Regions from separate parts of the Homo sapiens genome. Here region 2 is linked to region 1. A link is an interaction called in ENCODE POLR2A ChIA-PET data of the cell type or tissue named here. Cell type or tissue: MCF 10A. All regions are shown on one strand. Each heading gives the region's core, and the rest is flanking DNA. Links, peaks and the distances in the headings are about the cores only. Region 1 overlaps LOC105377947 (a long non-coding RNA gene). Region 2 overlaps FYN (FYN proto-oncogene, Src family tyrosine kinase).

Region 1 (11,307 bases), core at 5,170-7,669:
AATGGCCTCGGAGATCTTCTGGACCAGAGCCTTTATATTACAGGAAAGGAAAGAGATAAAAAGATAACTCCTATGCCCAGTATCAAGAGGGACCCTTAACACCACCTCTCCAATGTCCAATACTCTTTTCACCACACTTAGATCTTTCTCTCCTCTAACTTCTGCTTAAGACTGAAACCTCGTGTTAATGTCCTCATGGGATATGACTTGAACATCTTCAAAACCACCTTGACAACCTGTATTGGCATCACAAGCTTGTATCAATGGGCTTGCAAAAAGTTGTGATTTCTGAGGATCAGAGTGGTAGCTGGTGTGAGCAAGAGGCAGTGAGTGTTGCCTCCAAAGTGTCCTTTGGGAGAAAACAAGCCCCAGTCTCTCCTCAGTGTTCAGCCTCTCTAACTTTGCAGTCAGTGTGACAGGTTCTTAATGACCTGCTCCCACCTTCCCCTGTTACCTCCTACATACGCGGGAGAAACCAATTAGAGTAGTGACTTGGGACTACGAGACCATCTGTCTCAGAGAGACCACTCTTAGGACCCCCACAAAGCACCCCAGTGTGCAGACAGCCTCACTCACTTCAGACGATGCTCTTAACTGAACAGAACCCTGCTTATCTTTGTGCAACTCCAATTATTCTTGCCTGCCAGCAGGTGTAATAATGCTAACTGCCTCTCAGCCCCCACGTGGCAGGTGCCACAGAAATAAGTGGATAAATGGACAGAAAATGAACCGAAGCTACACAGTCTGCCAAAGGCTTTCACAGCCCCTTGGAAACAGAACACCTGGCTTCACTGTCTTGTGAATCAATATGGCCTTTTCTTATAGTACCTAAAGCTGAAATTCATCTCCAATTCCTTAAACTGTCCTTCTCCAGGAGCAGAATTCATTTACCATCTGCTTTACAAGAATCTGGACACTCTATGTTTCTATCTTATTATAGATTCAGCTAATATGATTTCTCCCATCCACTATCCCTAAACAACACAACATGTGCTTTGTCTTTGACTAAGCCCCACAGCCTTCTCTCCATACAGGGTGCTTTCTGATGATTCACATCAAATTTCCTGTTTGGTTTCCTTTATGGGTGCATGGCTCCTAATGTTTTTACCCATCTTCTCATGGCGCATCCGGCCCAGGAAGCTTTACTGCGCTTGTTAGTTTAGCAGCTGTGCTTCTCCACTGAGGCTACCCCAGGTGGGAGGCAGCTGGAGAAGGACAGGATAAGAAATTGGAGATGAACTTCATTGTTGTTGTTGTTATTGTTGCTCATGCTGTTGTTTTAGAGACAAGGTCTCACTCTCTCGCCTAGGCTGGAGTGCAGTGGTGTGACCATAGCTCACTCCAGCCTCAAACTCCTGGCCTCAAGGGATCTTCCTACCTCAGTCTGCTGAGAAGCTGGGACTACAGGTGCACACCAACACACCCAGCCAATTTCGTTTTAACTTTTTGTAGAGACAGAGTCTCACTATATTGCCCATGCTGGTCTCAAACTCCTGGCTTCAAATGATCCTCCTGCCTTCCAAAGTGCTAGGATCACAGGCATGAGCCACCACACCCAGCCAACAATGTTTGGATTATTTTTTTCTTCCCTATACTTTCCCCATTTTTTTTCTCAGACTAATAATAGTGAGTTTCTATGACTTCCAGAGTCCTAGATACATCTTCTGTGATCGCATATCCAATGAGCACAAGAAAAATGAACAAGCTCCATCACCAATGCCTCCCCTGGACAATGGGATAAGGCCAAAGAAACCACAGCACAAAGGGTGGCCCCCAAGTCTTCCATTTTAAAAAAAGAAGTTAGAGGTTTTGTGTTTGCTCAAAGCAACTAGAAAGAATGATGGACCCCACACACAGAGATAGCTGTGCTATAGACAAGTGTTTTTCTTTTTTTTTTTTATTTCACTTTAAAAATTTATTTTCATACCAAAAAAATCATTCAAAGACAGTATTAAAAAGGATGTTTTTCAAACCGTGCTCCCCAGAAATGCCTTGGGAGAGAGAAAAGTAGAAAACAAGACAGAAGCAGGCTCTGGGGCTTCCTCCCATGATTCAAGCAGAGCAACCTGAGCTTAGCCGTTGTACACAAGCTTTTTTGGAAAAAGGGCTTCTGTGGCCCCAGACATACAAAACCACTAGTGTACTGTAAAGGTCGCTGTCCTGGGAGGCAGGGTCCCGGTCCCATCTTACCTCTATAGCCTTTGGCAAGACACTAAGCTTCTCAGGGTCTCCCTGCCACGTCTGAAAGGGTGAGGTGTGGACTAAGAGATGGCCAGGATTCTCCAGCTTTATGATCTTCTCTTCAACGTTATTTGTAGCCTTCAGATGACTGTGTCAGTTCCAAGTTGGAAAGACTCGGGACTGAATTCTAGTTCAGCCACTCTTCAGCTCTGTTACCTAGGGTCGGGGGAGGTCCCTGTAGTCTGAATGACCTTGTATGACAGATGCATCTGAATGTGTGCTCCCAGCTATGGAATCCAGGAGTGGCCAATCCAGAGATTTATTCCTTGTCTATGAGTAACATCTGAGCTCCCAGCCCATCCCGTGGGACACGGGCCATACAGAGGATTGAGGCCCGGAGCCTTAATGGACATTGCGAGGTGGAGGTCATTAAGGGGAGGGTGTTAGTGAAAATGCTGTATAAACTGCATGATGTTTGCAAGCAGCTTTGGTTCTCCTACCCATCCTGCTGCCACCAGACCATACAGATATCTTGTCCAGCCCACTGTCATTGACTCTCTCCCCTGCATGTGATCCCCTAATAAAACCCCAAGTCTCGTTTTCTGGCTCTGGGTCTCTTCTTCAGCCTCTTGAACCTAATGCCTTCCCTACAGAGGTTAATAGGCATTCGTCAAAACAGCCTCCTCCTCCCTGAAGTTCAGTTCACCCTCACCTGTAATCACTAATACTATCAATGACCTTGAAAGATTGTTGTGAGGATTAAAAATAACATATAAAACTTTTCTTGGCCCAAATTAGTTATTCAATAAAGGGTAACTATGACCTACCATGATTTTTATGCATGCAGCCTTTAACTCAACCAACCCAGTGCTAGGACTTTAACTTATGGGTATATGTCTAAAAGTTCACCAAGTTGTTCATTTGAGGATATTCATAGCAATAAAATGTGTAATACCAAAAAATAAATAAGTAGGATGTGTCCATCAATCAGACGGCAAATAAACAAATTATGCAAATATACCTATTTGTATATTTGCATTTTATAACCATTGACAGGTTTTTAAAAATTGATTTATCAAAATTGAGATTGTAGCCTATCCTTTTATTTGTTTAACCTCTCCATACTTCTCTGTATTAAAGGTGAGTTCAAAAAATGCTATTCTTCATCCAAGAATTTTATATTGTGTATCTATTGGTTAAAATAAGTAAACATTGATGATGATGAGGCTGATGATGAAGGTGGCGATGGGTCACATTCAGAGGATACAGGAATCCTGGGATGTCTTTTGGGGAAAAATGACCAATAAGGATGAGGCTCTGCAGATGGATTTTCTCTGGCCAGTCCTTTTTCCTGACCACATCCGCTCCACTTGATGAATGACTTGGTCCTTCTTGAGATCTTCAATAAAAATAGCTCTCTGACCCTTGTTTTTGTTTTTCTCCATTTGACAGCAGAGAACTAGGAGAAAGGAGAGTTTGCTATTCTCACCATATCTCAAAACAGTTAACTGAAAGCTCAGCTGGACGTCACTAGGGTTTAGTCTCAAGACATAAGCCTGACTTCTCAGTTTTCAGTGTGGGTTTCTCAGCAGTTGGGTTTGAGAGTGGTAAGACTCTAGAATCCCCAACCAGATGATCTGTCCCGCCTAACAGAAAAAGGTGATGCTGCCCTTATATATAAAGCTCAGATCTTTGAGGTGTCTGTTTTGTTCAGAATATTTCTTTTCTAACCACCTTTAAAATGAAATATGTATTCTTCAGACATACAGGCCAGTGCTAACCAAATATTTTCATCATACAGATTAAAACCTCTAGAATATTGAGCCAACACTAGTCCCAAAATGCAGGATTTCTGGTCTAGGAAACAAATTTATGAGTAGGTCCTCATATTGTTTGGTCCCCTTCTCACCTGTGAACACCCGGCACATACACACATTGAATGTCATACTATTTCCTCTGGTTTCAGGGCCCCATTACAACATCCTGTCACACCTGATTTCTTCTGAAGTGTGTCAAGCTCTGCATAACTTCTCCCTCTTCCCCCAATACCCCATACCTCTCAAAGCCTCCTACCCTTACACAAACTCGAATTTCTCCCTCCTCATATAAATGTCAGAAGGCAAGTAAGCTGACTAGCTCATTTCATTTACAGTGTGACTGACCTATGGCCTGATACTTTTCTCAAGGGAAGTGAAGGTTTTCACAGGGGCATTTCATACAAATCTTTACCCTGCTGAGATTACAAATCCTCTGTGTTTCCTTTCCTCTTGCCTAACCCAGCAGAGAATTAGATGTTAGCCCAAAATCTGTTGTAGGAGGGGTCCTGAAGGGGTCCTAGGATCTCAGTTTATGGAGAAGGCAGCCTCTTAACCCTAGCCTGTTCTGGGATCTCAACTCCTTTCTACTTTAAGTATCACGTGTTCTTTAGTCCCTTTATGCCTTCATTTCCCCATAGCCCAGAGCCCATAGGTTCTTATCCTCTCTCATTCATTTCCATTCAAGCATGCATTCACAGGCATTCTCCTGCTTGGTATTAACCCACTTGCCATACTTTCTCTTTCTAGTGGCTGCTTGGTTATCTGGGCTGATAACTGAAGGACTCATTTTTTATGACCATGGGCCTTTCTGATGCCAATCTTTTATGTATAACCATGCATCCCTGGGTTTGGGGAATACAGTATAGAGAAAAGTAACTAGTAAGTAAGCTAAGCGCACCATTCATGAAATCATCACTGCTGCCTGTGCAAGAGTTCCTGACATGTCCTGGGTGTACTCTGGGCAGCCAACACTTTCCTCCTGCCTCTGCCACTCTCTACCTTGAAGAGTCTTCCTGCAAGGACCTCTGCCTCCTGGCTGTCCTGCCGCTCCACTAGTTACTTTGTTGTGTTTCTATGGATCACAGTCTAGAAGTGGAGTCCTTCTTCCACTAGTGCTTAAAGGACTTTATTATTCCAAAGTGTGAGACAGTTGGGCCCAGTCAGTGGCTTGGAGCTGCCAATGGAACCACTTTTTCATTTGAGTAAAATTTTTATCTTTTTAGTTTCCCTTACCATTGGAACATAGCACATGTCCTCCAAACTAGGAGATATTGTGGAATGCTGGCTGTGCAAACTATCACCAAAGCAACCTGTTGATAAGTCAAAGCTAAGTTTATTGCCTACGGGAGTAAAGAAAAATACTGCTCCTCAGAGTCTTGGAAGCAACTTGAAAGGAGAGGGCTGAGAAGGCATGTTTATTAAGATTGTAAGATCTGGTTTTAGGTAGGTCTTTCAATGCGGGCGTATGGTTAGGTTTGAGCAAGGATCATGATATTATAATTTAGGATTGCTGGAAAAAAAAACAAGGCAGAATTTTGAGGCAAGAGGTTTCAAGAGTCTTAGGGTGTAAAATGTCATTTGATGTTTTATCTTAAAGAGTAGATAGGTCTTTCAGGTAGTCCTGCTAAAGTCAATGAAGTTATCTGTAACTTTTTTCTCTCTGGCGAGAGTTGCCTGGAATAATAAAGTTACTTTGATGAAAGCAGTAGAATAAAGTCATGTGTAGACAGAAGCCTGTGTAGAAGGTTTGATTCTCAATAGTAAGAACACCCAATAATGCTGTCCTTAATTACATCCCAACATTCTGATCCCATACAGCCAGCCCATGCTTTCTGCAGAATCTACAGACCTAAAAGTTTCAGCCCTTCTTCTTCCCTCATAGTGGGTCCTTCCCCATCCAAGTCTCTGCATGTGAAGTGGCCTTGTTGTCTAGGGTGACATCCAAGGTTTGTTGTCTCACAGCCAAGGAGACCAAGGACGCAGACACACAAAGAGTGAGGTTAAGAGCAGAAGTTTAATAGGTGAATGAAAGAGAATAGCTCTTTGCTACAGCGAGGGGTCCCAGAAAAATGAATTGCCTATCTGCAGTGAAATGCAGGGAGTTTTATAGATGAGCTGGTGGGGAGGCGGTGTCTGATCTACATAGAATGCGAAAAACTGGTTAGGACCAGGTATGCCATTTGCGTAGGGTGCGAATCTCTGGCCATCTCCACCCCAGTCTTTTATTATGCAGGTGGGTTTTCAGCCTGAGCTGCACCATGTTGCCCACAGTACACATGCTAACAAAAAAGGGAAGATGGAGCTTCCATGGTGGACATGCCTGGCCCCCAGGTAGCCCTTTTCTATTGGCGCAGTTGCCAGCGTTCCCCTGTGCAAGCTCCCAGCTTCGTTGTTTATGCTTGCAGCTCAATCTTTCAGGCTGCTCTTTGTTAGAAAAAAAAATTATTTCTGGGGCTGCTTTTTGTTAGAAGGGAAGTTCTGCTAAGGAATCTTTTGCCCTCACTATCTGCCTAAATATTTTCTTTCTATCTCCTGTATCACATGGAAAGCAAAGGGTTCCTGTCTTCATTCCCAGCTCAGCCACCCACTGTCTCTCCTTGAAGCTCATTAAGATCTCATGCAAACAGATTTCCTTCCAGCCTTTGGACAGGCCCTGACATGCCTGAACCCATACGCAATAGGCATGCAGCATAGTCCCTTGCTCTATGGCTTTTCCAGACACTTGAAGATTTTGTGTAAGGAGCAGAAGGTGAAATTTGGGCACCTTCTAAAGTGGCACTAGGGTTTAAAGGACCACAGAAAATAATCAACTTTCATTACTTTCATTACCAAAGGAAATGGGACAGAGATGGCTAGATATTTACCAACAGTTTTACTCCCCCTTTCCTAATACAGAGGGTCCTCAGCTTACAATGGTTCAACCTACAATTTTACAACTTTACAATAATGCAAAAGCAATACAGATTCAGTAGACACCATACTTCAAGTGCCCATACAGCCATTCTGTTTTTCACTTGCGGTATGGCATTCAATAAATTACATGAGATATTCAACACTTCATCATAAAATAGGCTTTGTGTTTGATGATTTTGCCCAACTGAAGGCTAATATAAGTATTCTGAGCATGTTTGAGGTAGGCTAGCCTAAGCTATGTTGTTTGGTAGGTTAGGTGTAGAAAATGCGTTTCAATTTATGATATTTTTAACTTACAATGGGTTTATTGGGACAGAGCCACATTGTAGGTTGAAGAGCATCTGAAGAGAGTTACTGCTGATAACTGGCTGCCCAGCCAGAGACCATGTTTCCCAGCTTTGTTTGCTTCTAAGTGTGGCCATGTGGCTTGTTCTCACAATTGGAATATGTGCAGAAATGTGCCTTCTAGATCGGAACTTCCTATTCTCTTTCCATTCTGCCCACTTGATGCAGATAACGTAAGATCCAAGGGATGGCAGGTAAGACAGAAGAAGTCTGTGTCTCAGGATCACCCAGGGAAATGCCACTTGCCAAGTAAAAACTGAGGAAGAAATAAAGTTCTATTACGTTAACCATGAAAAACTGGTCTATTTGTTACAACAGCTAACATAAGAAGTAAAATGATCATAACAGTCCCCTAAGGAAGAAAAATGTCCATCATTGTTTTGAACTGAAGAATCACACCCAGTGAAAAACACCAGGTTCAGGCTTTGGGTAACCTTGATGAAGAACCAGAACAAATCAATTTGGCTTTCAGCACATTAATAAAGTGGCAGGTATGTATAGAATGTGTCATTAGCTGATCGTATTTTGAGAACCAGTTTGCTTCTCAGGATAGGTTTGGGCAGCTGTGAATAGGCTTATAGTTTTCATTGTTTCCCTGCTCATAGCAATACACTGAAATTATTCTGATTTGCCTACTTAAGACGGAAAGAAAGATAGGAGCAAAGTTACATTGGAACCAGAATTACCTCAATACCTAGGTCATTTTTTCCTAAAGATGGGTTTGCTGCAAAATCAGGGGAATAATCTCCCTCCCAGGGCCCTTCTAAATAGTACCCTCATGGCCTAGAAGAACTAATGTCCTTGCTACACAAGAGCCTTTGCAACAGAGGAGCCCTAACTGCCAGGGCCGATCTTGGAATTTTGCCTCCCTCAGTCAGGTGTTCAAGTTGAATCAAAGAAAAGAAATAGAAAATGCCCTCCATGAGTAGGCTAAAGCCTTCTTCTGCCTTATGTTTCTATCACGTTCTGGAGAAGGACTCAATGTTGATCCAAGTACAGAAACCATGTCAGGTTGCTTGGATAACAACTGTAAACGGGTTTAATTGTGCTGGTTTGGGGTGGGCCCCAGCCCGGGAGCATTGCTTCTCTGTGTACATCAACACTGAGTAGTGTGCATTCTAACTCTTTCACCACAACCATATGATCCATGCTAAGGCATTTGACCACCTTCTCCACCTGCTCTGCCATTTTCTGTAAAACAAGATTATTAAATTTAATGGAGGAAAGGTAGTTTATAGATGTAAAATGATGACAGACTGTAAATATGAGGGGAATATAGAGCAATCTATATGAACACTACATAAACGCTAATTAGCCCTAAGGCTGCGATGTTTCTTCCTACCACACGGCAAAAGAACACAATGGATTTTTAAAAAATCTTTAAAAAATTTTCCTTTCCCAGTAAAACCTTTACATGGAAAATAAATGTAGCATTTGGCTCAGGCATCTTGAGTACAAAAGGATTCCACAGGCAAAATAATGTGAGAAGAAGCTATCCGGCTCATACTTGCTCATTCATTAGTCAGAGCATGAGAGCTCTCTGGAAACTGGTTTTGTCACATTCTTATGTGAGGAAGTCACATGGGCTCCTGCAGCACATTTTCCTGTGTGAGTCCTAGCTTTGATGGAGGTATTTGTGGGCAAGGCCTAATGAGAGGGTTGACTTTTTCAGGTTTAGATGGGAGTGAGGAGAGAAGCTAGCTTCAGGGACTGAAGGGACGGGAGGCCTTAGACAGACTTAGCGCTAGGTGCTATTTTCAGATAGGAGCTCCTCTACCTTACTGACGTGATAAATGCCAGGGAAAATAAGATCCTCATGGAAGAAGCCTAGTTGAACAATCAAATACAGCAGGGAATACTCATTAAAGTGCTTCTCCTTACAGCCACCTCCACTCAGTTATTTATGCCCTTTAACTTCCAGGTAATGGTTCAGATTTTACTACTTGAGGAGCACAGGGAATGTCTTTGTGTTTTATTATTTCTCATGAGATTTAAAAATAAATAAATATGTATATACACCTAAATTTGCTTTTGGTTCAAGTGTACTTTTTTGTCTTAAAGTTTCTTAAAGAGCCTTAGACCAGTGGAAGACCTATGAATCAGAGAGAGATCTCACCTTGCACAGACTTTGTGGTATTCTTCCCACTTTTCCTGAGCCATGGAGTCCTCCCCTCTCCTCCTGAGCCTCAGAGTCCTCCCCTCCCTTCCTGAGCTGTGGTGAAGAGCCGCTCAGGTGCTCCTACTGCACATCTTTCCTGCTCTCCAAGAGTGGCAGCCATGCACTGAGAAAAAGTGTCTGTTCCTGCAGTTTGTTTCAATTTGATAGAGTCTCACTGAAGCTATCTTGAACAAACGTGATTTTTTGTGGGGTTACATGGAGGAACAAAAAAATAAATGGGCTCCTTTGCTTCATCTAAGAACAGAAGCTATAACAGAACTAGGTCTTAAAAGCACCTGCCTTCAGGGATGCTCAGTGGACCCCATACGTAGGGATTAGCGGACCTTCACTCCCAAAGCTCCAAGAACTGCCAAAACCCATGTTAGGTCGTGTCATTCCTCTGTTCAGAATGCTCTGGTGGCCCCGCATCTCACCCAGAGTAAAAGGCAAAATCCCCCCCATGACTCACAGGCCCTGTGTGATCCTCCTCCCCCTGCCCTGCCCCATCTACTGCCTCCTCCTCAGCCACCCTGCCTTGGCCATGCTGCTCACCTTGTAGTCCTTTCACACTCCAGGAATACTCTTGTCTCCAGGGTTTTGCACATGCTGTTCCCTGTGCCTGGAATGCTTGTCCCAGATATCTGCTTATCACTTCATGTAGGTCTTTTTTCACAGGTCAGCTCAGTGAGGCCTTCCCACTCAGTGAGATCTAAAATTGTAAGCCCACACTACCGTAACATCTCTTATCCAACTTACCTGCATTCTTGTTTAAATTTTTTATTATAAGAAATGGTAAGTATACTCAAAAATAGTAAAATGAGCCCCTATCTATCCATCACCAATCAGTTGTCTAAGTTTTACCACTCTTGTTTCATTTATTCTCCCTCCATTTTTTTCTATATTACTTCTAATTTGCCCCAAGGATTTATCACTACCTGATATATATTTCTTACTTTTCTTTGTTATTTTGTCTCCCCCACTAAAATGCCAGCTCCATGAGGCCTGGGATTTTTGTCTACTTTGTTCACTGCTGTATCCCCTGTAGGCAGCAGTGTGCCTGACACATAGTAGGTGTTCATGAATAGTGGCTGAATGAATGAATGAAGCAATGAAGCAGTTACTCCACAATGGCACCTGTGTTTTTCCCTACAATCTCCCCACCATCTGACCAACACAGCCATGAATGCTTCAAGCACCCCTACTCTGATTCCACCCAACGACTGTCAGCTACAGCACCCACATATCCCCCTCCTTGACTCTCAATAGTCCAGGGACACATACACAAAAGGCAAAGCTAGATTGGCCCAGCTCTGTGGGTGCCCTGTCACAGGACTCTGGCAAGTCTGTGAACTACTACCTTCCCTGAGGTCTTCTGGCCACCACTGGTTATGTAATACAAAAGTGAGCAACCAACTGGGGCCACAGGGGACATTTCCCTTTGAAAGGGGCATGAGCGATTGACATCGACATCTTTCTTTCACCAGGCAAATTTGTTAGCAAATTTGATGAGACTGTTAAGTGGGTAGGTAACTCTCTGGGCAGCCTCTATTCATTGCAGCCTCTATTCATTCTCTGGGCAGCCTCTATTCATTGCAGCCATCCTTGCATTTACTGTGCATCTCATTGAACAGGTATTTTTTTTTTTTTTTTTTTGCCAGGCTCCACCTGTGAGGGAGGGAAGAATGCACAAGGAAGAGCTTACCTGGTTTCAATTTCTTTCTTTCACCATTTTCAAGGTTGTCAACCAGGAAAGTCCTTCAGGCATCAGACACTCTCCAATTAAGCCTTCCATAAAAACCAGGAGACATTACCAGCTAGGATGACAAGTTAGAAACCTGCAGGACCAGTACTATGCCAGCACCCCAATGATGGCAACTAGGATTGCTTCGCAGC
Region 2 (11,307 bases), core at 5,396-7,895, 160 kb after region 1:
TCTCCCAGTCTCCCTGTTTTTGCTCTACTGGAAGTGCTCAGTCTATGGTTCTTTTCCTTTCTTTCATTTCTGTGCTTATTGGTGTCTGTTCTGTGCTTAACAATCTGAGCTCCTGATGTGAGAGACCTGGGCTCTCTTCCTTGTCTGCTGCACCTTAATAAGCATTAGTACATACTTACTAATTATCCTACGTTTTGAATAGCCCTTGGTACTTTTCAGGTTCTTTTACAAATGTTTCTAATTAGATTTTACTACAGACCGGTGAGATAGGTTGAGCAGGTATTTTTCCCACACATCAGGTGAGAAATCAGAGGCCCGGGGAGAGTACTACTTGTTCAAGACCACCCTGCTGATGAGTGACACAGTTGAGGATAGAATCTGATTCTCCTCTATGAGAGGATGATGGTGAGTTAAGACTGTTTTGAAAATCTGACTTCAGGCTCTGGAATCTCGCCTGCCTCTATGTAAATGTAAAAAATAGGATTTCATGTTTTCTAACAGTTTTCCATTTAGTAGCTCATTTCGTAAAGCATGTTCTGAAGCACATTGGTCCCAGGAGATGTGTGGAAAATGGATTCTGTGGCCAGATAAGCTGGGAAGAGCTGCTTGTTATATCCCCCTCTTGGGGATTCCCTGTGCACATTAACATTTAAAGGCTCTGAGAAGTCCTACTGCAAAGACTGTTTAATGTGTTGTTTTTTTAATTGTGGTAAAACACATGCCACTAAAATTTACCATATTAACCATTTTAAAGTGTACAATTCAGTTGTGTTAAGTGTATTCACATTGCTGTGCAACCAGTCATGACTACATCTTGGAAAACTTAAAATCCATACCTCTTAAACAACAACTCCGGATTCTGCCATTCCCCTAGCCCCTGGCAACCACCGTTCTACTTTTTGTCTGTATAAATTCGACTCCTCTAGGTACCTCATGTAAGTGGATCATATAGAATGTGTCCTACAACTGGCTGATTTCATTTAGCATAATGTCCTCCAGGTTAATCTATGTTGTAGCGTGTGTCAAAATTTCCTTCCTTTTTAAGGCTGAATAATATTCCATTGTATGTATAGACCATATTTTGTTTGCATTCATCCATCAGTGGACACTTGGGTTGCTTCTGCCTTTTGGCTATTGTGAATAGTGTTGCTATGAACATGGACGTACAAATATCTTTTGGAGACCCCGTTTTCAATTTTTCAACTAGATACCCAGAAGTAGAATTGCTGGATCCTATGGTAATTTTATTTTTAATTTTTTAAGGAACTACTGTTGTTTAACATATTTTTATACTCAGTTCATAAACTTGTTTGATCACAAAGTTCTTTTTCCACATCACACCTTTGGGTATCCCACAGAGCATGGGTTTTTCAGAAAACACTTTGGGGAATCCTGAGCTCAGTAAGCAATTTCTGCTTGCTCCAAGGGGCCAGAAACCTCAGGATGCTGGCTGGGGAATTTGGCCATTAAGTTTCCAGCCCAAGGACAAGGTCAGCAGTGCAGTCCCAGGAGCTGCAGAAGAGGAGGAAGTTCTCAGGGTACACAGTCAACTGTAACCAGGGTTCCTCCGCTACTCTAGAACAACACTGTCAACTTGACACGGAGTGAAGCGGCCATTGTGGTGCTGAGGTTGTTTTGGACTGCACTGGTTGGACAGCATCTTTACTGGCCAAGAGAGTAAGGAGGGCAAGCCTGCCTGCCTCTGTGCAGTTAGGGGCCTGGGGAAAGCTTTATGATGAGAAGTGTCAGATTTCAGAATCCACCGTTTCCCCCATCTCCCCCAAGAAGAAAGAGTACCCTTAGTCAAAATCTAAATGGGCTCCTCAGCAGGGCTTGTTGTGTTGACTCAATCTAATTGGTCTTTAATGTGGTTCTTAAATAGCTGAGGAATAATTGTGAACACTGTAATTGTGTGGGTGGGTAAAACTTTCAACCAAGTTGATGGAAAGGGTATGTGGGGGCATGGGCAGTAAACTGAGGAAAGAAAAATAATTCTTTTTACCCCCAAAAAGCTGTCGTATACCCCCAGTGTCACTGTGGTCAGCTTTTCTCCAGGACCAGCTCAGGAAGCCTGAGCCGCTGGTGACCCAAAAGGGGGCATTACATGATTGAACACCTCAAATCCCCAGTGTTGTTCCTCTACACACTGGCTTAAAGATGGGCATGAGCCGGAATGGTTTTAGGGACATCTAGAAGAAAGTAAACTGGGAGGTTCCTGTAGCTGTTGCAGCTTGGTGTTAAGGATGAGAAAAACTATGGAGAGGACATAGAGCCCCAAAGAGTCTTTGAACCAGCCTGCAATAAGACCATAGAACACTCAGCTTCTTAATTTACTTGACTGAGAACAGATAATGATACCTCACATTGTGGGATGAGAATTTCATAAGCTCTCTGAGATCCTTAGATGAAAGCTGCTACTGATCCATAGACTATTATTATTATGAGACTTTACTTTTCTGTAAATAAATGTTACAGCTTCTTCTCTCTGACTCTCTTGCTCTAAATGAGGTGAGATTCAGCCTCTCTCGTTGGCCGACTCTTGCCCTGTCTCCAGGACCACAGTTCTGCGTGGAAGCACTGAGATGAGCTGGAAAGAGCTCTGATAAGGGCTCAGGAAATTCTGTGCAAAATTTCAGACAAGCAGCTTCCCCTCACAGCGCCTCAATTTTCTCATCTCTAAAGGTCCCTTTCTAAGGTCCCTTCCAGCTCTGTAGGTTTGTGATTTTATCAAAGAAACAGAACAAAAAGTCAGCTTCTAATTACAAATGTTTATTGGGTCCCTGGTATGAGCTAGGCACTGTTTTCGGTACATGGCCTAAATCGGTGAACAAGGTCACTTATTTTAGCTGGGAGAAAAGAGATGAGACAGTAAGCAGTAAATATTAATACATGAGTAAATTCTGTCATTGTTAGAAGGGGATATGTCCTATGCAAAACTAAAATAATGTGGTAAGGAGAATTGGAAATGCAAGCAAGAGTGCAATTTTAAAAATGTAACAAAGAGGAACTTTTCCATTATGAGTTACTAGAAGATCAAGTATGTCATTAAGGGAGTGGGGGCTATAAATCTCTCCTTTGGAGATTTTTTAGGAAGCGAAATTAGTCATGTTTTTGGATTCAGGCATATTCTTGTTTGAATGTAGAAGGGATAAACAGATTACCCTTTTGAAGGCTTTCTTTTTAAATGATTTAATGGTATGTGCAGGGGTAGCTCCAGAATTCATGTGTGTGCATAAATACACATACATACACATATACACATATATAGAAGTGCACACACGCGTACTTCTTAAGGAACAGTAAAAGCCAGAGTTGGGAGGCCCAGATGCTAACATACCTCCACACCAGCTCTGAAAAGGCCAACTAGTGTGCCATAATGCTGTAGCTCTCCCACCCTGCCATTTCACAAGGGAAAAAACTGAAACACCGAAATGCTAGCAACTCACAGAAATCCCAGTGAATCAGGGATGGGTAATGGAACCTGACAGTCCTCTGGCGTCTTCACTCCTCCCTGTATTCCTTTTTCAATGAGATTGGCAGCTCAGTTGTTTTCCCTTCGCCTTTTCTCTTGCTTGTCTACTGCTTCTACTCCCATGGTTGTATACTTAAATAGTAATGAAATTATAGAATACTCGCCCTAACTCTTAATGTATCCAGACCCACCCAATCCAGTGTCAGAATGATATGAGTCAAAGAAATACAATCTAGTGACAGTAATTTCAGAATAGCACATCTTGACTTGTCTTTCTCAATACCATAGAGGGATATAGAATTACAGCAATATTTCTTTAAGTCCCTCTTTTTCCCTCCAGCTTTCCTCACACGTTACAGCCCTTACAAATGAGCCCCCAAGCCTTTCCTAACTGTGGCCCACCTGCTCTCCCACCTTTCCTCCTGATTCTGCATCACAGAACTCCCCCAAACAGGTCAGGGCAAAGGGAAGAACCAGGAAGGCAAAGCCAGAGTGCACATGAGCAGCTGGGAAGAGTAAGCCTGGGAATATGTGTTACTAACTTCCATTCCCTCACACGACCATGTGTGTCTGCACTGCACTAGGCATTCTTCTATCTTACCTTATATAATTTAATGCTCACAGAAATCCTGTGTGGTAGGTATTGAGATCTTCATTTTACTGATGAGAAAACCACAGTCAGAGAAGCTTAGTAACTTGCCTGGTATCCTGTGATAGAGAAAATGCTAGGATTTGAGCCCAGGTCTGTATAGTTATCAAAACTGTGCTCTGTCTCCTATGTTGCTACCCTCTATAGAGTATAAATCCCAGAAGCTCTATGTTATTTCAGTTGCCAAATTAATAAAACTCGCTGTCTGGTGTTTATATTAAGGCAATTAAATTGGTTTTCAGCTAAGATCTTGAAAGTACAGTAGCTACATGGAAAAGAGGGTGCCTCCCACAAAGGGCTTGTGCACTGGAATGTTTGTCTTGTTCGGGACCATGGAGAGCTGTCCAGGCCTCCCTGCCCGCAGTCCAAAAAGATCCCAGCAAGGCCTGTGGACCACCATTCCTACGCATCAGAGGCAATGGCTTTCTGACTCTGTCAGTCTTCTAGCAGGTTTTACAACCAGTGGAGTGCTCATGTTAGGCCTGACCATCTGAGGCAATGCCTGCAATGCTCAGAGATGGGAGCTCAGAGGAGTTTTCAGAAGTAATGAAAACTTTAAACAATTCCTTAATCACCAGAATAAAATAAAGATTCTTTTTGACAAATGCATTGGTTCAGTTTATGAATTTGTGAACTTGATTCAGATAACCTTAGGAGTAAAAGTGTGCAAGACCTCATTTTGTGGCTACCTGGTAACACTTTGGCTGAAAGCTAGTGTTCATTTGAATAGTGAGTAGTGGAGGGGACAGGGTCTGAAAATGAAAGAAGGCATAAGAGACCTGAGAAGAAAAATAGCTAAACCCAAACCTAAGCAAATAAAAAGTGAAATTCAGAGTAATGACTGGGGGAGAGTAAAGCAAAATAGATGAGACAGAGTGAGCACAGAAAGATAAGTTAGAGGAGAACTATATGTGACCTGAAAACGAAGAATGCAAGAGAGAAAAATGTACTATAGATAGACAAAGGTACAGAGTCATGGGCAACAACATCATCTGATGTTAACAAGATGCAGTGTAGATTTCTCTCATCCATGATGGTGTCAAGGCTTTCTCCTAAATTTCAGGAGAAAGTTAAGTCTAGTATACAGGGAGCTTTTGCATGAGTTCTTTTTCCACATGCCTGAGAATGTATTAGTTACCTTGGGAGGAAAATCATTTCAAAGTAGAGGCACTAATATTTACCATCATCCACGTTGCCCCTTAATAGACTATGAAGAGACCAGAGCAGAGTGAAATGAGCTTAGGATAGATTCTGTGGCAGTGGCCCACCCAGTGATGTTATCACAAGTGAGTCATTACCAAATGCATTCTTCACATCTTGCAAAAGATGTTTTTCAACTTTCCAAAGTTTGCAGTGGGGATTTTTTAAAGACCATGTGCTCACAGAAGAGCAGTTGAAACTTTTCCTTTGTAGAGTTGCTATGCTTTTTAAGCTATTTGCCCAGTTTGAAATGTTATTTGACTTCTGAGTATTCTATATCCACAGCTGATGACTTTATGTACTCCTTGCTTTCAGTTCCTGAGGCATAATGTATGCCGAACTGATTAAAAATAGCATTCTAATGAAATGGTTGGGTGTGTTGTTACAATATACGTCAGCTACAAATGGGAACTTCTTTCCTCAGGAAATTTGATAAACTGAAAGTCAATGTGAGTGTTTATATATATTCTGTGAGAATGTTTTGTCCTTCCTCATGGCTTCCTTTTCAAAATGACCAGTTAATTTGGGCTTCCCACCCAGACACATATTTTAACACTTGTAATAGTTAGCTGAGATCTGTTATGTTAGCATGATACAAGAGCTTGGATTAAATGTTTATTAGCAGAGCCTGCGAGTGTGTAGAATCTTAAAGGAAAGCAGAGAGAGTCCTTTTTAGTTCAAATATTGGATATTTTAAAAGTAAGAGGGGATGATTTTTATCCCTTAGATCTTGGCCCTCAGCAACATGTGAAAAGCTTCCATTCTTTATAAAAGGGGGAAAAAAGTATAAAATTTTTTGCCTGACATTTTCTCCTCAATGCCAAGCTTACAGAAAGCCGTAACGCTTGAGGTGGCCCCCATATTTTGTCTAGTCCAGTGTTTTCTAAAAATTTGAGCCGGTGTTTAGAAGTCAGGATATTTCACATTTTTTTAAATGCAGATTTATGGCTTTTCTTTAAAAATAGGATGATCTAGCAGCACAAGGCCAACATGGCCTCTCAGCAGCCACGGCTGGGGCTGGAGCTGTGTAGTGACCACCTCTGTAGGTGGTTTCTGGGTCCTCCGTTCGGTTCCCTGTGGGTCCCCACACCTGTAGCCTATGGCCACAAGTGTTGGTTGCCATTCATAATCACTGTTAGTCACTGCAAATGCACTGTAGATTTTTGTAAAATTGACAAGAATTTTTCTGTACCCATCTGGTAACGTGAAAGACACAGAGGGACATAATCTCACTTGCTCCCAGCTCACCTCACTTGTGTGTTAGCCGCCCTGTGGCATGTGATGTGCACCTACTGCTCATCCCCTTACACCCCGTTTTTACCCTGCTGCAGTTGTATTTCCACTGCTGCTGTTCCACTGTAGCAGCCATGTGGAAATTAGAGCTTTCTCTTGTGTGACAAGCCCTTTCTTGGGTCCTCATGCTCCTCTGCCTCTTTGACAGTCAATGATGGTGTGGTTGACATGCATTCCCTCTCAACATTGTCCTCCCCTCGCCTCTCTGACTCTACTCTCTCTTGCATTTCCTTCTACTTCTCACTCATCTCTCTCAGTCTGCTTTGCAGCCTCTACCTCTACTGTTTATTTCTTTCTTTTTTTATTTTTTAAATTTATTATTTATTTTTTAGATTATTGTCTCTGTCTTTATTTTTTAAATTTTATATATATATATAATACTTTAAGTTCTAGGGTACATGTGCACAACGTGCAGGTTTGTTACATATGTATACATGTGCCATGTTGGTTTGCTGCACCCATTAACTCATCATTTACATTAGGTATATCTCCTAATGCTTTCCCTCCCCGCTCCCCCCACCCCACAACAGGCCCAGGTGTGTGATGTTCCCTGCCCTGTGTCCAAGTGTTCTCATTGTTCAATTCCCACCTATAAGTGAGAACATGCGGTGTTTGGTTTTTTGTCCTTGTGATAGTTTGCTGAGAATGATGGTTTCCAGCTTCATCCATGTCCCTACAAAGGACATGAACTCATCCTTTTTTATGGCTGCATAGTATTCCATGGTGTATATGTGCCACATTTTCTTCATCCAATCTATCATTGATGGACATTTGGGTTGGTTCCAACTCTTTACTATTGTGAATAGTGCCACAATAAACATACATGTGCATGTGTCTTTATAGCAGCATGATTTATAATCCTTTGAGTATATACCCAGTAATGGGATGGCTGGGTCAAATGGTATTTCTAGTTCTAGATCCTTGAGGAATCACCACAGTGTCTTCCACAATGGTTAAACTAGTTTACAGTCCCACCAACAGTGTAAAAGTGTTCCTATTTCTCCACATTCTCTCCAGCACCTGTTCTTTCCTGATTTTTTAATGATCACCATTCTGACTGGTGTGAGATGGTATCTCATTGTGGTTTTGATTTGCATTTCTCTGATGGCCAGTGATGATGATCATTTTTTCATGTGTCTGTTGGCTGCAGAAATGTCTTCTTTTGAGAAGTGTCTGTTCATATCCTTCGCCCACTTGTTGATGGGGTTTTTTTTTCTTGTAAATTTGTTTGAGTTCTTTGTAGATTCTGGATATTAGCCCTTTTTCAGATGAGTAGATTGCAAAAATTTTCTCCCATTCTGTAGGTTGCCCGTTCACTCTGATGGTAGTTTCTTTTGCTGTGCAGAAGCTCTTTAGTTTAATTAGATCCCATTTGTCAATTTTGGCTTTTGTTGCCATGGCTTTTGGTGTTTTAGACATGAAGTCATTACCCATGCCTGTATCCTGAATGGTATTGCCTAGGTTTTCTTCTAGGGTTTTTATGGTTTTAGGTCTAACATGTAAGTCTTTAATCCATCTTGAATTAATTTTTGTATAAGGTGTAAGGAAAGGATCCAGTTTCAGCTCTCTACATATGGCTAGCCAGTTTTCCCAGCACCATTTATTAAATAGGGAATCCTTTCCCAATTTCTTGTTTTTGTCAGGTTTGTCAAAGATCAGATGGTTGTAGATGTGTGGTATTATTTCTGAGGGCTCTGTTGTGTTCCATTGGTCTATATCTCTGTTTTGGTACCAGTACCATGCTGTTTTGGTTACTGTAGCCTTGTAGTATAGTTTGAAGTCAGGTAGTGTGATGCCTCCAGCTTTGTTCTTTTGGCTTAGGATTGACTTGGCAATGCGGGCTCTTTTTTGGTTCCATATGAACTTTAAAGTAGTTTTTTCCAATTCTGTGAAGATAACTATGATCCCTTTATCAAGTATTACATGAACTTTCAGGTTATGTTTTTAAAATTCAGACAGTACAGAGGTATGTAAAGTCTTTTTTAAAAAAAATTATCCTCCTTCCCACTCTGCTTCTCAGAGTTAATTAGTCATGGTTAACCCCTGGATAGTTGTCTTTTCCTGACCCTTTTCCATGTAACCTAGTTGTTTGTTGTTGTTTAACATAAATAGGATCGTTTTATAGCTACTGCTACTGACCCTGGTCTGCATAAATAGATGTCTACCTTACCTGTTTTATGATCTACCAGCTACTTAAATGTTGGTATTTCCCAGCATAGCATTTTGAATAATTCCAGTGCTTATATCATTTTTTTTTATAATTATGCATCTGTTTTTCCTAAGACTCTGAGCTGGTAATAATAGTGTCTTTTCATGTTCCCTTGTCTATACGTACCTGTAAATTCAGTGAGTGAATGAATGAATGTTGGCATTTTTGCACATTCAGTTAGATCATCCTAATTTATATTATGCAGAGAATACTAAATTATATCATAATTTAAATTCAAACGTAAATATCCTAAGCGCTGTAGTAAACATATTAGTATAATTTTTATAAGGTACAGTTAATCTATTTCTCAGGTTATTTCCTAATAGTAATATATTAATTTTGCTTTTGTCATTAAGATCACCATACTATTCAAAAGAGAATTCTGCACACCATTTATTTTGGTTAGGAGAAATATTGGCTAGTTGTTTCTGTTTTGTATATTTTGAATGGGTGTGTATTTTGGCATCTCACTAAGACAGTATTTTGTATGCAATTCATTCTTCATAAAAATATCATTTATCTTTAAAGGGAATATAAATGCATAATGGTTATATAAAGAGAATTGCCTTAACACAGCATCTCTTCATTAGGAAAATAGTTGAGGTTTATGAAGTGAGCCTTGTCAGATACAATTTGAGCTGTCTTGCTAAGGGTTCCCATTCAGTATCATGGACTGTTCACAGCCCTGATTTAAGGAGAAACCAATGAAAACATCTATCATCTGATAGCCATAGGATGTCATCCAAACTTGTGTCATGGTCCTGTAATGTTCCCGGGTTTGTGGAGTGAAGAAAATAACACTTGGGTATTTGGAATTTATTCTTAAGCTGTTTTTGTCAGGGATGGATGAGTTTCTCATTCTTGAGTTGAAATGAAACTTTTAAATATTCTTAATAACTGTCTTATCGCCAGACCCTCTGCATGAGACACCAAGGGTGAGTGTTTGAGAATAATATTTTTTAAATTTATTTGGGTATTTTTTTTAAAGTGGGGGAGATGAGACTAATTTATGAACAGTAATGAGCTGAAGTCAGTTGGTCACTAACAGTCCATATCAAGCCATGATCCCTGCCTGCACAAATTTGAAAAACATGTAAACAAACACAAAGTAAGTAGTAAAGAAACAGGAAAGTAGAAACTACACAAAGACCTTTACAGTCTATGCGTCTGTAAAACTAATTAAAAATCTGCCTAAGGGGTTAATGGAGTGGCTGAAACTCAATTTAATATGGGTCATGGTCTCGGGGAAGGCAGTTCAAGTACTATGTTTTAAAGACAGGTTCAGAGAGGAAAGAATATTCTATTTCAGGGACTGTCGTAAAACAATAATCCAAGATTTAGTTGGAGACTTAAAGTGAGTTCATATTATGGAAGGATTTAAATGTTGGAATAAGAATTTGAATGACTTCAGCAAGGAACAGAAAAGGAATAAAATGATTCTGCCCGTACTGATACCTTGTATTTGTAGATGTACTGTAGTTTACAGACTCCTTTTGGGAATGTTGTTTTATTTTATCTGCACTAAATCTTAATGAAAATCACAAGGCTTTTTGAAGACTGAATCTCCAGGATTGCTGATGGCAAGCTGCATCTGGATGTAGGGGATTAAGGGGAGAGAAGAGAAGGAGACAACTCACTCTGGGTTTCTGTGCACCCAACCAAAATAGGGAATGGAAAGAGGCAGTTTGGGTGAGAAAAGATGATCAAACCTAGCCAAGACTAGTGAGGAGAGCTGCTGACAGTGTTAAATGTCAGGTCCTGGGGGATGAGAACAGTGAAGTTTAGAGGTTGCTGGTGAACTTTGCAAGAACACGTTTTGCAGCTTGGTGAGCTTGAGAGCCACCAAGTCTGAATGGGGTGAAGCATAGCCGGATGGTCCAAGAGACACATAGTTAGGCAATGGAGGAAGCTGATGGACTCAAGAGGAGAAGTAACCAAAAGAGAAATGTGAGGGTCAAATGATGCTTGTAAATCAAGGAGCTGCTACGATGTTACAATTTAGAGAAGCAGCAGCATGACAGCATGAGATCATGTTCTGTGTTGTTTATTTGCAGTTTGTTGAATTTTACATCCCTCAGGAAATAGCTGTGGCTCAAAGGCAGACAGCTTTGGGTAGAAGCACATGACAGCAGCATCGGAGAAAGCTAGTCAGCAGTGGCAGCAGCAAGGCAACAGACCAGGTACTCATTACCATGGAGGGAGCTGGGCCCCTGGGATGGGCTGTGGGCGTTGAACAGCACAGTCCACCAGGCTGGCCAAGCATCTTGCAAATTAGTGGTACCAACATCAAACACGTGTGATCATTACCACTGAAAACATAACTCAGAGCTCATGCCCATAGGGTTGTCTTCATATATATGCCTTTTTTTAAAAAGAGTATTTACATTAAGTCCATAATCAGCTTGATCAGATCAAGCCAGCCACCCTCATACCTGAGGTATTTATAAATGCTTTGTGTGTTGGGTGTGTGCTGCTGCTGTGCTC

The links. ChIA-PET counts read pairs that join two places held together with the same protein. Peaks named below come from ENCODE experiments on the same cell type or tissue, not always from the same donor. Only the 100,000 strongest peaks of a DNase experiment are listed, where the experiment ranks them.
Region 2: POLR2A ChIA-PET joins it to region 1 with 5 read pairs; 7 of 35 experiments call an interaction of 5 or more read pairs at or near these places.

Annotation. Positions count from the first base shown.
Region 1 is chr6:111,982,862-111,994,168 of GRCh38, reverse strand. LOC105377947 (a long non-coding RNA gene) reads right to left here. Exons shown (of 3, transcript XR_007059710.1): 2 at 11,117-11,199; 3 at 3,263-3,640. Among named protein-coding and RNA genes, the nearest start is that of CCN6, 66 kb to the left of the region's middle. RefSeq lists an enhancer at 1,032-1,181. In MCF 10A, for the core only: no CTCF peak of the experiment used is centred there; a DNase peak (open chromatin) is centred at 6,648.
Region 2 is chr6:111,818,311-111,829,617 of GRCh38, reverse strand. The region is part of intron 2 of FYN (FYN proto-oncogene, Src family tyrosine kinase); the gene reads left to right. Among named protein-coding and RNA genes, the nearest start is that of FYN, 49 kb to the left of the region's middle. In MCF 10A, for the core only: no CTCF peak of the experiment used is centred there; no DNase peak of the experiment used is centred there.